Regions from separate parts of the Mus musculus genome. Here region 1 is linked to region 2. Evidence: chromatin loops called from intact Hi-C (ENCODE). Cell type or tissue: heart. All regions are shown on one strand. Each heading gives the region's core, and the rest is flanking DNA. Links, peaks and the distances in the headings are about the cores only. Region 1 overlaps Coro2b (coronin, actin binding protein, 2B). Region 2 holds the start of Anp32a (acidic (leucine-rich) nuclear phosphoprotein 32 family, member A).

The links. Peaks named below come from ENCODE experiments on the same cell type or tissue, not always from the same donor. Only the 100,000 strongest peaks of a DNase experiment are listed, where the experiment ranks them.
Region 1: it touches region 2 in a loop (1.8-fold over the local background); 2 of 42 quality-filtered maps call a loop at or near these places.

What each region holds. Positions count from the first base shown.
Region 1 is chr9:62,432,281-62,439,905 of GRCm38, forward strand. It overlaps Coro2b (coronin, actin binding protein, 2B), which reads right to left. Exons shown (of 12, transcript NM_175484.3): 4 at 77-226. Among named protein-coding and RNA genes, the nearest start is that of Gm40523, 20 kb to the left of the region's middle. In heart, for the core only: no CTCF peak of the experiment used is centred there; a DNase peak (open chromatin) is centred at 3,731; H3K4me3 peaks cover 560 bases; H3K27ac peaks cover 2,500 bases.
Region 2 is chr9:62,340,303-62,347,927 of GRCm38, forward strand. It overlaps Anp32a (acidic (leucine-rich) nuclear phosphoprotein 32 family, member A), which reads left to right and starts at 1,041. Exons shown (of 7, transcript NM_009672.3): 1 at 1,041-1,252. The coding sequence starts at 1,199. Gm20346 (predicted gene, 20346) reads right to left here and starts at 4,345. Exons shown (of 2, transcript NM_001378702.1): 1 at 3,647-4,345; 2 at 1,200-1,686. The coding sequence starts at 4,106. The coding sequence ends at 1,622. In heart, for the core only: a CTCF peak has its summit at 4,586; DNase peaks (open chromatin) are centred at 3,909, 4,029, 4,449 and 5,089; H3K4me3 peaks cover 2,500 bases; H3K27ac peaks cover 2,500 bases.

The sequences.
Region 1 (7,625 bases), core at 2,473-4,972, 91 kb after region 2:
TTCCCCCTGCATCCCCCACTGAGCCAGCTCTAGCCAGACTGCCCACTCCTGGACCATCCCCCTCCCCCCACCGCACCTTGTAGTCATAGCCAGCGCTGAAGAGAATGTTGTTGGTCGTGGGGTGCCACTCAACCAGCCCCACACGGCGGCTGTGTCCGTGGAGCTCCAGGAGCGCCTCGGTCATGTTCCGCTTCAGCCCACCGTCAGGGATCTCCCAGATCCGCACCTGCAGAGGGAGAGCCTTGGCTTTAGTTGGACAGACAGGGGCAGGGGTGCCACAGACCTGGGGGAGGAGCTAGTGCTAGACAGCATGTAACCGCAGACAATGAACATTGTTTCCAGGTTTTTGTTCTGTTTTGTTGATTTTGCTCTTTTGTTTTTGAAGAGGATCAAATGTAGCTCGAGATGACCTGAACCGTCTGACCTTGCCTCCACCTCTGGAGTGTTTAGATCACAGGAATGTGCCACCTTGACCTATTTTATAGGATGCTGGGGACTGAACTCAGGGTTTCACACATGCCAGGCAAGCACTCTATCAGCTGAGCCTCTCCCTACTTCCCCAGCATGCTATTCCCCTGCCAGGCTCAGACAGTCACAGCAGCTTTTAGCAAGCACCAAATTAAAAATCTGCCTTCGTTTCCCACCAGCAACCTGCTAAGGAAATCTGCTTCTCCTCCTTCTGCCCCAGCTCCTCTGTGTCCTTCATGGTGGGTCTCCTACTCTGTCCTGACCCTGGATGGACATCTGGGCAGAGGGAAGCTGTGGTTTAGGCTAAGAGATAACGGGCTCGAGGGCAGAGCATCAGGCTCGAGGTCAGGCTTGAGGGGCGAGCCTAAGCAGAGCCTGGATGGTGGAGCTGCTGTTTGCAGTCCTGTGTGAGCCAAGAAGCAGAAAAGGATGGTCTGTGGAGAGAAAGATGGGCCAAAAATGGTCCAGGTGGGGAGCTCCAGAGAGAGGCACTGAGCCCCAGACAGACCATGGTCTCTGATGCTCATCCCACTGGGCTTCAGTGGCTCCATGCAGGCATTCATCTCAACTGTTGCCATGTCATCTACAAGGCGGTGTGTATATGTGTCATGGGGGAGGTTGTCCCTGCTCTTGCCCTGCCTGGCCTACTGGGATTCAGCGTGAGATAGCGGTGATAACAGCTTATCAGCTATGAGGGGCTGTATATAGCTACAGAATTATGATGAAAAGTGGGATGCCCCCAGGTCCCGTGTGTGTGTGTGTGTGTGTGTGTGTGTGTGTGTGTACACAAGTGTGTGCACTTGAGTGCAGTGCTCAAGGAGGCCGGAATATGGCACTAGATCACCTGGAGCTAGACTTACAGCAGTTGACGTGGGTGCTAGGAACCAAACTTGGATCCTCTAGAAGAGAAGTAAGCACACGTAACTAACCACTGAGCCATTTCCCAAGGCCCTTGTATGACACTCTGTGATCTGCCATGGCGGTGTGAATGAGAATGTCCCCTGTAGGCTCTGTATTTGAACACTTTGTCCCTAGTTGGTAGTGTGCTGTTTGGGGGAAATTCAGGAGGTGAATTGAAGGAAGGTAATTACTGAAGGAAGTAAGCCATTGGAGGTGGGCTTTGAGTAGTTCATTTTCTCTCTCTCTCTCTCTCTCTCTCTCTCTCTCTCTCTCTCTCTCTCTCTCTCTCTTTCTCTCTCTCTCTCTCCCCCCCCTTTTTTTTGAGACAGAGTTTCACTGTGTAGCCCTGGCTGCCCTGGAACTTGCTCTGTAGAGCAGGCTGGCCTCAAACCCAGAGATCTGCCTGCCTCTGCCTACCAAATGCTGGGATTAAAGGTGTGCACCACCCCCACCCAGCTAGGGCTTCCAGTTGACGCCCTGCTTCATGCTTAAGGTCATGCTTATGCTAAAGGTCATAAACCCTCAGCTCCCGCCGCTGCTGCTGCTGCCGCCATGCATCCCTGCCATGATGAACTCTGTAACCATCATGAATCCTCTGTAACCAAATAAACTCTTCTATATAAGTTGCCTTGGTAGTGCTTTCTCATAGTTAGTCAAAAGAAGTAACTATGTCACTAATATACCTAGGAAGGCATGGGATATTCCTTATGACATCATCTAGACAGAAAACAATTGGCTAACAAGAGTGGAACAATTTAATATGTGATGTCAATTCATCACGCTCACCATTTGGCTAGACCATCAATGCACAAAGATCATCTGAAGGCAAGCAAGGCTGAAGTTGGGGTGCTTGAAGAGAACTCCTTTGCCAAGTTTCCTGACCAATCAGGTGCACCTCCCCCGGATTATGGAAGCAAGGGCCTCCCCACAAAAGCCCCCATAACTTGTCTATCAACTCGATAAGAAGGAAGTTTTTCCATGGAGAACTTGAAACCACCATTCTCCATTTCAGGGAATCAGCCCACTTGAGAACAAATTTCCTCACTGGAAGTCCCTTGGTAGCTCTCGCCTACCACCCACCACTACCTGCTAGTGTGCAAGAGTGACAGGAAGAGGGACCTGGCATGACCTTCTGCCACCTAACAGTGCTGTGGAGTGAGGACTAGTTTAGAAACAGTGGGAACAGTGGAGTGTGGTGATGACCAGGAAGACACACATTCCTTTCACCTCCAATTGAGAAGACTAATGCTTAGATTAGACATGTGTACAACACACACACACACACACACACACACACACACACACACACACACACACACACACACACACTTTCTTCTTTTGTTCCAAAAAGCTGCTGTTATGCATGTTTCATAGCTTGTTTATTTTCATGTGATGGCAAGTTGTATCTTTACATCTTGCTATGTACAGACATGCCATGTATATGTGCATACATGTATAAGAATATATATGATACATGTATAAACATATAAGAAATAAATTATATACATTTATATGTGTTTGTGTATATAATGTGAATGCATATGCATACATGTTCGTGTGTGTGTATGTGTGTGTGTGTGTGTGTGTGTGTGTGTGTGTGTGTGTGTGCATGTGCATTGAGGACAAACCTCACTCACCAGCTGAGTGACACTGGATGAGCCATTAACCTCTCTGAGGTTCTGACTCTTGGTGTAGAAAGTAAAGGGGTCTATGGGTCTTGCAGAGGCTTGTGGCTTAAATCCAGCTGGGTCCAAAGTCATGTGAACTGAGTTGTTAGAGTGGCAGCTGTCTTGTGCCACAGGAACACAAGGGAAGTGGGACCCCAGGTCCAGCCTCTGGGAAACAGGGGGTGGGGGGAGACAGACAGAGAGTGACAGACAAAGAGAGACAGAGAGGTGTATACAGCTGGACAGTGGTGATTGCTAAATGTAAGATCCTAGCACCTAAACAGGGTTTGGGGAACCAGGGAGAATCAATACCCCAAAGAGAGGTGTCTCTTATTTGATACCTGGAAGTTCCTCTCCTGGGCCCAGCTTTCTCATCTGCACATTAGTTCCAGACATCTCTGACATTGCTGAGAGGGAAGAAATCACGAGGCCTGACACAGCAAGAAGTTGGCACCAGAGACAAAAAAAAAAAAAAAAAAAAAAAAAAAGCTCTGGGCTCTGGAGAGTAGCTGCAGTTCACAGTGGGCTTAAAACACCCAGAAGGAAACTCCTGTCTCTTAGAATGCATGGAATTTGCTAGAAACAAAGTGTATCTGGGATGTGGGAGGAACACAGTGGTTCTGCCCAGGGAGTGTGCTGGGAGCTTACTGCAATAACACAGGAAACCTGAGACTGTGCCAAACAGGATTTGGGGAAGGAAGGGGTGGAGAGAAGCGTGGAGGGTTCTCCTCCAGCAAGCCAGCTGTGCCAGAGTCCCCTTCCAGCCCGGAGCCAGGGTCTTGTCACACTCAGTCACGTTTAATCAATTAGATAAGTGGGGGTGGAGGGGGGCGGGGGGCGGGGCGTGTCTTGGCTTCCAGGAGCTCAGTCTCCTGAGAGACAGCGGACATGCGGACATGCGCAGACAAGTGAGGGCAAAGTTGGCGCATTAAGGAGGAGATAGAGCCTCCAAAACAGAGTGTGCGTGAGTGGGGACAGGTCAGCTAGACAACAAGGATTGACCTTGAGCTTGTGCAAGCTCCCTGCAAACCCAGGCTCTGACCTGAGTCACTGTGAATCTGTGGCCAAGGATTTTAGATTTTTCTGAACATGTTTTCTCAGCTGAGGGGTGACTCTACCGGTGCCACACAATTGCCTCGACGACTAAAGAAAATGAAATCAATTGCCTCGACGACTAAAGAAAATAAAATCTGTATCCTCCCAGGAAGATGACTGTTGGCTAGTTGTATGTCAGCTTGACACAGCTAGAGTCATTTTGAAAGAGAGAATCACAGTTGAGAAGATGCCTCCATCAGACTGACCCATGGTGCATTTTCTTGATGGATGCTTGATCAATGTTGGGAGAACATAGCCCACTGTAGGTGGTGCCATCCCTGGGCTGATGGTCCTGGGTTCTATAAGAAAGCAGGCTGAGCAAGCCATGAAGAGCAAACCAGTAAGCAGCATTCCTCTATGGCCTCTGCATCCGCGCCTGCCTCCAGGTTCCCGACCTGTTTGAGTTCCTGTCCTGACAGCCTTGGATGGTGGACTGTGATATGGAAATGTAATAGAAATAAATCCTTTCTTCCCCAAGTTTCTTTTGGTAATGGTGTTTCATCACAGCAATAGAAACCCCAACTAAGACAATGACCATGGATCTGCAATACCTACTTGAGTAATGCTTATATAACATTAAGGATTACAGACAACTTTTCAATAGGTCAAACTTTAGATGTGACTCTTTTTTTCCTTTTGAAGAATAATTATATTGGGGTTGGGGAGAGCCTAAGGGGAAGGGAGGGAGGGGAAACTATAGTCAGGGTATAATATATGAGAGAATAAAATTATATTTTAGTTATATATGTATGTATACATGTATGTATGTATTATTGTATCTGTGTGTATGTATGTGTCTGTGCATATTGATGTTTATAGAGGCCAGAAGAAGGTACTGGATCCCCTGGAGCTGGGGTTACAGATGATTGTGAGCCACCTGACATGGAATCAGGGATATGAGAGCAGCAAGCAGTCTCAGCCACTGAACCTCTCCCTGGCCCCTCCTTTCTTTCTTTCATTATAATTTTTTTGACCCAACTGCCCTTGAACTCACTATGTACCTAAGGATGACCTTGAACTGTTTCCCTTTTCCTCCTCAAATGTCAAGATTAGGCATAGTGTGCTCTGCTCTGCTCACTTCTTAATTTTATTATCAAAGCTAAGACATGATGCCCACCTACACCTGCAGGGTCAGGGTCATGGGTAGCTCTGACTCTGGCTTCTGCATCTTTGGTCCCTGTAACATCTAGGTCTTCAGGAAAGCAACGCACATAGCCATGGCCTCCCGTGACGACAGCGCCTCTTCTGGCTCTCTCCGGAAAGGCTGCCTGAAGCTGTTTCACAGTTAACTTTGACTTTTTAGAAGTAGGAGCCCACAATAAAATAACAAAACTATACACAAGTTCATGAACCGGGAATGAGGTGGTTCGTTGTCACTATCAAGTCTCCTGGGCCACCTGTCACTATGTGCTGAGCTTTTATTTTTAATATTGATTTTATTTTGTGTGTGTGGGTACGTGTGTATATGTATGTGTATAGTTTTTATGCGGGTTCTAGGGATTTGTATTCAGGTACTCATGCGCACACAGTAAGAGTTGCTACCCAGAGAGCCATCTCCTCCATCCCAGAGGGCCAGCCATTATTTATTTATTTATTTATTTATTTATTTATTTATTTATTTATTTATTTATTTAAGGTCTCGTGTAGTTCAAGCCGGCCTCCAACTCCATATGCAGCCAAGGATGGCCTTTGATATCTGATCCTGATACTCCTACGTCCCAAGTGCTGGCATTACAGGTGTGGGCCACCATGCTGGGCCTTGTGCTGTTCTTTATAGGAAAAGCAGCACAGGCGTCCTGTTGACGTCAGAGTCAAAATGTACTGGTAGCTACTGAGCCATCTGTCTATAGCAATTTCCTGTGGGCTTGCCAGCTACTCTGTCCAGTCGTAATGGAAATGCCAGTCTGCACTCACCCTTTTCGGGATGCAGAGATGACTTACCAATAGCCAGCTCCATAGTGCAGGCCATTCTCCCTGTGTCCCCAACAGGGCAATGCTGCCTGGCACAGAATGGGCACCCAGGCTGTATTTCCTTCCTTTCCTACCCCCCTCTTCCCTCCCTCTCTTTCTCCCTTCTTCCTTTTCTTCCTCCCTTTCTTCCTTGTAATAGGAATTGAGCCCAGGGGCTTGAGTCTGCCAGGCAAGCACTCTACCACTGAGATCCCCAGGAGGGGTGTTATCTTTGGGTTGCAGAGAGCAGATGCTGGTGGTGGAGCTTAAAGAGAAAATAAAAGAAAGATGCTGAGCTTGGCCCACCAGGGAGAGGGACCTCCCTCCTGCCACCTTTCTTCTCCTGGGAATCCACTCTCCTTTTCTTGAACACTGTGTCTGTCTGTCTATTGTGTGATGCTCTATCATCTTCCTCTGAGTAGGGCCACCCAGGGAAGGGCCGGGAGCTTGAGCCTCATAAAGAAAGCTATACTGCCCTTCCCTGCGCCTGCCAGCCAGCCAACCAGCTGCCCTCCCTTGCTGCTGCAGAAGCTATAAAAAGCACAGCACTTCAACAATAGGTGACATCACCCAGCAGGCTGGCGGAAAGAACTGGATTCTGCCAGATGCCAGGCAGAGTTATGGTCCCTTTCCTCCCCCCAGGATGAGGCCTCTAGGGAAAGAGCTTGGGCAGGCTCCCTGGATCCTGCAGGGATGTAGGGGATAGACTACAAAAGACTCTCTTGCCTTGGAGGAAGGGAATTGATCCCAAGGGACATAGCATCTTGACAGTGCTAAAGACTTCCCTGGGGCGAGATGGGGAGGAGCTGCTGGTGAAAGACCCCACCATAAGGCTTAGCAAGCTAGCTGCAGTAACGCCATTTTGCAAGGCATGAAAAAGTACCAGAGCTGAGTTCTCAAAAGTTACAAGGAAGTTCAGTTAAAGATTAACAGTTAAAAATCAAGGCTGAATAATACTAGGACAAGGGCCAAGAACCGATGGTACCCACCTGGGCCCCGGCTCAAGGCCAAGAACCGATGGTACCCACCTGGGCCCCGGCTCAGGGCCAAGAACAGATGGTACCCAGATAAGGCGGAACCAGCAACAGTTTCTGAAAAAGTCCCACCTCAGTTTCAGGTTCCCCAAATGACCAGGAAATACCCCAAGCCTTGATTTGAACTAACCACTCAGCTCGCTTCTCGCTTCTGTACCCGCGCTTTTTGCTCCCCAGCCCTATAAAAAGGGTAAAAACCCCACACTCGGCGCGCCAGTCCTCCGATAGACTGAGTCGCCCGGGTACCCGTGTTCCCAATAAAGCCTCTTGCTGATTACATCCGAATCGTGGTCTCGCTGATCCTTGGGAGGGTCTCCTCAGATTGATTGACTACCCACCTCGGGGGTCTTTCATTTGGAGGTCCCACCGAGATTAGGAGACCCCTGCCCAGGGACCACCGACCCCCGCCGGGAGGTAAGCTGGCCAGCGGTCGTTTCGTGTCTGTCTCTGTCTCCGTGCGTGTTTGTGCCGGCATCTAATGTTTGCGCCTGCGTCTGTACTAGTTGGCTAA
Region 2 (7,625 bases), core at 3,348-5,847:
ATAAAATTAAACATGTATCCCGTAATTTGTTCACAGCCGGACATCCACATAGTACCATGAGGTCCGAGGGCTGCCCATAGGAAGCTGGTAACCCAATGGGAACCAGGGCTGTAAAGGTTTCTTAAAAAACGTAACGTGGTCGAACAAAAACAAAACCCAAAGCAACTGTAAGACCTGGCGTAAGTGCCCCCAGTTAGCGACTCTTTGGCAATGCAGATCCAACCAAACGATTAGAATGAAACGTGCAACGCTCTCTCTCAAAAAATCCTATAAAGCCCGTCAATTATGTTCGGCTCTGAGAATCGGCAGTTCCCAGCACCTTCCTTTTCCACTTTTTAATATTTTATACAGTTCTCCATCTGCGGCCTTTCCATTCATTAATTGCCCTATACAAGATCCCCCCGATGACTCTCGGGGAATTGCTTCTTTTAAGACAGGGCATCAGATTGCCAAGCCTCTGGGGTCGAGATCGCGCCCTCGCTCCTTTGGATGTGGGAGCGTCATGCACTTAAGACTTGATTATTTAATTGCGGAGATGGGAGCAGACCGGTCGGAGGGGTTGTGCCAAGTGGGCATCCCGGGGTGTGTGTGTGTGTGGTGGGATTTGTCCTTCGTGCGCTCCAAAAATGCGCGCCCTCCTTGGGCCTGCCTTGTGCCCGCGCGCCCCAGGCCTCGTCCGCCCGCCCAGCACCCAGAGGATGCCCCCGCAAGGACCCCGCCCCTCCCGTGTCCACGCACCTGCGGCCCCGCCCCCGGCCACGAACCTTCAGGTCCACGCACCTGCCCTGCCTTCCCTCCCGCCCCCAGCGCGCAACCACCAAGGTGCAGCCGCGCTCCTCTTCGGCGGCCCCGGTATCTAAAGGGGTCCGTCTCCGGCACCACAGCCAAATGGCTGAGCCTCCCTGGCCCGCTGCGCAGGATGCCCATTGGACCCTGCCCCCCGCCGCCACCACCACTATTGGCTGGCGTCCGAAGCCTCGCCATTTGATTGGCTCTTGTTGCCGCCGCTCCACGCAAGGAGCCGCAGGTCCCGCCTCTACGGCGATCAGGTTAGTGTGCGCCGCGGGTGCTGGGGGCTCGAGAACCGAGCGGAGCTGGTTGAGCCTTCAAAGTCCTAAAACGCGCGGCCGTGGGTTCGGGGTTTATTGATTGAATTCCGCTGGCGCAGGATCCTCTGCAGAAAGAGAGAGCGCGAGAGATGGAGATGGACAAACGGATTTATTTAGAGCTGCGGAACAGGACGCCCTCTGATGTGAGCATTTGCCAAAAATATCTCTGTCGGTCCATTCTCCTACTTTGTGTTATGTGTGCGTGTGTGTTTTGGGGGGAAGGCACTTTTTTATGGAGGGGGGCTCCGGGGAAGGTGTGGGGTTTGGGGTCTGACTGCAAATGAATTGCAAGGTTGGATGGCGGGGGTGGGGGGGGTTGCAATGCCACCGGAGCATGTTTCGTCCGCCGTCGCTGCTGCCCTTGGTGTGTGACTGACTACCTGTGCGTGTGCTCCCGCGTGTGCGGGTATGGGTGCGAGGGTGTGCGTGCGAGTGTGCACCCAGCGGGGGGCCGGCGGGGCGCACGCGTTCGGGTCGGAGGGAAGGCGGCAATTTCACCCTCGTCCGAGCTCTCAGCTCCCACGACTTGCATCTGGATGGAAAAGATGATCGAGGGGAGGAGAAGATGGGCTGCCTCCTGGATTAAACAACAAAAAGGGGTTGTTATATTTTAGAAGCGTAACCCCCTTTCCGCCCCCTCCCGCGCCTGCCCCCTCCCTTTGCAGTCTCTTTCGCTCGCTCGCACACAATAAGTTTTGGGCTTCGCGAGTCCGGTATAGTTTCTGATCAATGTAGCCCGAGGACCCCGGGGAGAGCGCGTGGGGACCCGACTGCTGCGGAGTTGGGAGATGGCTCGAGTTTAAAGCGCGTCTTCGTTTCTCTGCGGGGATGAGGCGAGAGGTGGGGAGCCATATTTGTAACTTTGTCGTGTTCGTGAACGCGCCCTTTCTCTCCCTCCCTCCCTTTCTCTGTCTGCCTTCCTTCTCCTTTCTCTCTCACTCTTTCCACCCCACCTTTGGGCCAGATGCTGTCTTTTCTCCCTTCTTCCTCGCGGAAAGGGAGGGGGGGTACCTTAGGTTAAGGGGGAGGGATTGTGAAGTGTGCAAATGCTCAGATAATCCTCGCGCCTCCCCAACCACGAGCGTCGCTAATGTAAGTTGCCCGGAGGCTGCGTCCCGTTCTGGCCCCCGGCTCCCTCCCCAGATGCCAGCCTTGGCACCCTGACGCCTCATCGGCAGCAGACACCCCACCTTCCCGGTCCTTGCTTCTCCTGGGGTGGGCTCCCTGGCAGCCATTCGGCGCTTGGTTAATAAATGGGCACGAGAAACTTTATCAGAACCCGAGCTGCCCAGAGCTAGTGCCGCTGTGGGGACCGACCCAGTCTACATTCTTGCGGGCACGGCAGGCACGCAGCTCTGGGATGGGCAGTTCGTCTGGCCGTAGCCGTTATGGATTGGGCAGCGGCGGGAGTATGGCAGGAGGAAACTTACACCGGTGGGAACAGGGAGGCTGGGCGCGAGCCCACTGCAAGGGGAAGTGAGGGTTGGTGGGTGACTCGAAAGCTACTGTTTATTTTTGTCTCCCTCTCGCTTTCACGCACTCGTGTTGTCTGCGAGTTGACCCATTCGAGAGACCTTAGGGTCTGCGGTGGAAACCCTAGCCAACTTCCCCTCTAGGCTCGGTAGTAGGGAGCAGGAGCTCGCGGGCGGGAAAGATCTCGGGTCTAGCCTGAGGGTCTGGGGCTCGGGCGAGTTGGGGGCTCGCGTAGCACGTTGTGCTGACCTGTCGCCCCTCCAGCCACTTGACCCCTCGAATCCTGACAAAGGCAGGCCTCATTTCCTCTTTTCTCCTAATTCCTCCTTCTAAACCTGAGTAAGACTTTTGAAAACAAGCTCCTTTCTGCCGACCGCCCATCCTCACGCAGCTGTGCACTGGAGACGTGCTACAGCCTTATGGCGCGCAGGGCGGAAGGAGGGGGCACCCCTAGCACCAGGACTTGCCGCGGGGGCTGCCTGGTTCGCCCGGTGGCGTCCCGACCCAGCCAGGGTGCCCGATCCCGGGGGGTGGAAGGGACTGGGTGTGGTGCTGGGGGGAGGGGGCCGAACGCGACTTCCCGCGTACTTTCCCGGAAGACCCCTATATGTAGTTGGGGGGCTTCAGGGTCCCGGCGAGTAGGTGCGCAGCAGCGCCGGACCCGACCGAGCGGTCCACAGTACTAGCTGACCCGGAGCGAAACGGAAAGCGGGTCGAACCGGCTCTTTAAACTTCCCCGAGTGTGTGCGCTGGGGGAGGGGCGGGCGCTCTGGGCTGGGCGCGATTTCTCACGCTTCGCCCCCTCGCCGTGAGTCTGCTGCCCACTCGCCGGCCTCCGGGCTTATGGCGGGGTGGGGCGCGCGGGTGGCGGGGGAGGGGGCACTTGCTGCGCATGGGGGAGGGGAGGGCAGAAAGCTCTCGAAAGAGGGACAAAAGGGGTGGGGGAGGAGGAACTGGCTTTTTGTTGTTGTTTTGCTGGGTTTTTGCTTTTTTCAAATAAACGTTTTTGGAAAACAGATCGTTCCGGGGAACCTCCCTCCCCAGAGTCCCCCCCACGCACCCACCTTCTGCAACCTCTCTCCCAAGTCGCATCTCGGGGACTGGTGGCCGCGACGCCGCCGTACTAGGACGAGCAGCCATGTTTCCCGGGGCGCCGGAGGCCCACCCCTCCCCCACGGCGGCCGCGGACCGGGCTCCGCGGGGACCGTGGCGCCCAGCGGTGGGGGCCTGAGAGCACACAGGCACAGTCGAACCTCGGCGCGGGCCTGAGGATCTGGTCTGGAGAGGGCGCGGCGTGCCGGGGACCCTCGACCTCCTAGGATCTACAGGCCCGTCTGCTCTCGCCATTTGCACTACTAGGCCATTGGGAGACCTATCCCCAGGGTGCCCTGGCATTCTTAGGGTGCAGGGGCAGCAGTCCCCGGCTGTGTGCCGGTGGCTCGCCAGTCGGGCGCCGAGCTGCCATTTTGTCACCGTGGCTGTTGTCGCGCTTGGGGGGTGGGGGTGGTGAGAAGCTTGCGCCATCGCCCCGACGGCCGCCCTCTAGCGAGGTGGCTGCTGGAGGAGCTGGCCCCTGGGACACCCCCACCCCATTTTCGCATTCGGCCTTATAGGGGCTCCCACCCAGGGTCCAAGGATCCCGAAGCTGTAGTAGCCCCGAAAAGGTGACGGTCTATCTTATCCAGCGGCCCCCGCCCCAACTCCCTGCCCCCCCCCCCCCGTTCGGCTTTCCGCCGTGGCTCCTGCTGCGCTCGGCACGTAGTGAAAGGTGGCCTTGAAGGCGAAACGATTGCGCTGGTGTTTGCGCCTTCAGCGGAAATGATTGGGTGGTGTATGGGGGTGGGGGTGAAACTAGAGGGCGGGAGGGGCTCAGGCTCTTTAATCTGGTGGCCCTCTGTAATGCCGAGGGCGTCAGCCTTCTACCCGGGAGGGACGAGTTGTTGGATGCGCTGGGGAAACGCCCTCCGGGGCTGGGCTCTCTAGAAAGGTTGGTCGAGTTTCAGGTGGGTGTCGCAGCACTCTGCAGGCTGAGGGAGCTCTCTCGCTCTTTATCCAGTTCCTCACCCCGCGCCTCCCACCCCGCCCCCCATTTTTGTTTTGGCGGGGAAGGTAGGTAACTACATAGTAAACGCTACCTTAAACCGAAAGAGAAATAGGATTTTTCTTTAAAAAAAAAAGTAAACTGTCCTTTTGTATTGCCTTCAGACTCGGGCAGTTTGTTCCTAATGCAGGCCCCGATGTGGGACTCAAGCGTGTGCTAGGCACATCGCAGGCTGTAGGCTGGTGTCTGCATGTAGAGACTAACTTCCATGGAAGTGTCGGGCAAAGGCTGCTATCGGAGCCGGGAGTCTACTTTGACCTCTGGAATGCGTTGCATTTTTTTTTTTCCGTCCAGGTTGACTTACTGCCTAATTGGGTTCAGGAGAGTGGCCTGGCGGTTTGCTCCAATTTATGCAAGCCAAGCGGGGATTGGGGGCAGAGAACTGAATGTGGCCTTGGTATGGGGTGATCAGTTGACTCTTGTGACTGGCAGCTGCTGAGGCTTGTTTTTGATCTGAAGGTTCCATGGTGAGGCTGGCTTCTGAAGCCACACAGACCCTGGCTTGAGTTCACCAGCTACAAGGAGGTAGGATCCTGCCAACCTGTGGTCTGGGACAGATTACCTTAGTCTACATCCAACGTTTTGTACATGTGTCCTGTAAGACTGGACAGTTCTGTTTTTATCAATAAGTCACTATTGGCTTGAGTTGGCCCTTCGCAGGTGCTTGATATAGTCGCAGATACTGGGGAGTGGGGAGGAATAATTTAGGGCCCCTTGGAGGTTTAAAATAACAACTCCAGCAATAATAGCAGATGCTCACATAACTCCTTACTGTGTCTGGCATGTTGCTAAGTGGATTACAGACATCAGTTAATTTAGCCTCACAAGGGCACTATGTTAAGTACTGTTGTTATTCTTATACTAAATGCAAGGAAATTGAGTCAGAGCTCCAGATCACCGCCGGTCGGTACAGAACTGGGATTCTAACTCCGTTAGACTCAGCCTCTGTACTGCCCTGAAGCACCACGGGAAAGGACTTTTTCTCCTCCAGTTTTGGAGTGAGGCCACCTATTAGCAAGAGGGTGGGTTTGGGTTTGTTGGTGTTGAGGGCACAGAAACAAAGCATAGCTTCCTGGTGGAGCGTTAGGTGAAACAGACAAGTGGAGTGGGTAGGCATTTTAAGGGGGAGCCTGACCCTGGTTTGGAATATTCAGTATGCACTGTTAGATGTTTCCGGTAATGAGAAGACAAGCAGGAGCCATTCTTAGTGGTTATTTAGGTGTCTTATATAAGTAGTTTTTTCATTAGCCTTTCTGTAGAAAGAAAAAACAATCTCAGGATAGAATAGACAGGACCTCAGTGTTGGGATGTAGCCATGCTAGTAATACTGCCTAGAGCCACTCACCTAACCCTGCCTGAAGTTCCTTAAAGATAGCCAACCTCTCTGTTCTGTGGATGGATCACTTAGGACTCAGAGTCAGCCTCCCAAGGTAGTCTGTGGACAGGAGAGAATGCAGGTTCTGTAGTTGACCAAGGCCCATACATGACCTATATTACCAGATCATCCAGGGAACCGGTAAAATGCAAATGTCTGGGCTCCACCCCCTGGGTGTGGGCTTAGTACCAGGTCACCATGGTTCGCTCTTTATGCTGCTGAGTTGAAAACAGTTTGTATGTCTAACCACTAAGAGATTTGGGAATCTGGGAGCGAACCTTTGAATGATCCTCCTCCCTACAAATCTCGCTCGTCGAGTTAACAAAGTTGTATTAATGAGAAAAAAAATTGTACTTATTTTGAACTTGATCAATAAAAGAATTAAGAGGGAGATGTGTATCCTTTTGTTATAAAAGCACCTGTGTTATGTTCTCAATTTTGCTTCTTGAAGTTTACTACCTGGAAAGTTAGTTCTCTTTGTTTAGCAGGCAGGGGAGGTCCCTGGGGTCCTGTGCTTTGTTCTTTTAGGAATGTGGCAAGTCCTACATTTGATGGTGCACTGTGAATTTTCCAAGACCTTCTGAATATGCGATTAAACAACTTTTGATCCTCATAGAAATGGGCTCCCGTTCACAGGCCTTCATGAGAAGTTGTTCTCATTCCTGGCTCCCTATGGAGCAGTCCTCTCTGTCTCAGAGGTAGAGAGGAGGAAATTTAAGTCCAGGGCTACTGAAGTTTGCAAAGCTGCTTGCTGTATACCTAGTGACTAGTGAGGGTCAGGACATATCACCACAGTCCCCAGGTCACCCTGGCACCTCCGTCCCAGGCCTGCTGCTGGGGGGGGGGGGGGAAGACAGCACATAGCAAAGCAGAAATGGCTTTGGGTTCAAAACCTTTGTCTAATTGCCTCTTAATGCTTGGGCCACTAAGCAGAAGTGTGTGGAACGTGAAGTTCCCGGCAGCAGTGTCAGACCCTGTCCCCTCCCTGGGCTGGGGCCACATTAGCGGCCTCTCAAGGTGACTTACTTGGGACTGGTGCAGTTAGGCATCATCCGTGCAGCACTGTGGGAGAGGTGCCTGACTCAGTACTAACTCACCACTCTGAAGAGCCAGGCAGGAGCTGTCTGCCAGCTGTCTGCTCTCCTCTCCTCTCTCCCTTCTATGTCGGAGCCCAGGGCTTGTTGCTGAGTGGCTGTGGTGGGGGTCTGATGGAATGAACTTGGCCTAGCATTCTGGCCTGAATTCTGACCTGAGAGAAGCAGCTCATTGCTACGGTGTCTAAAAGGGTGTTTTCCTTGGAGCATCCCCTTTTAGGCTGTGTCTCTTGGGACCTACTCTCCATCGGTGCTCAGCACCTGCTTCCCATAGACAGGTAAGAAGAAAAACATGAACCAGACTTGAGTTTTTTTTTTAAACATATTGATTTTTAAAAATTTTTTAGATATATTTATTTTTATTTTATGTATATGAGTACACTGTCACTGTCTTCAGACACACCAGAAGAGGGCATCAGACCCCCATTACAGATGGTTGTGAGCCACCATGTGGTTGCTGGGAATTGAACTCA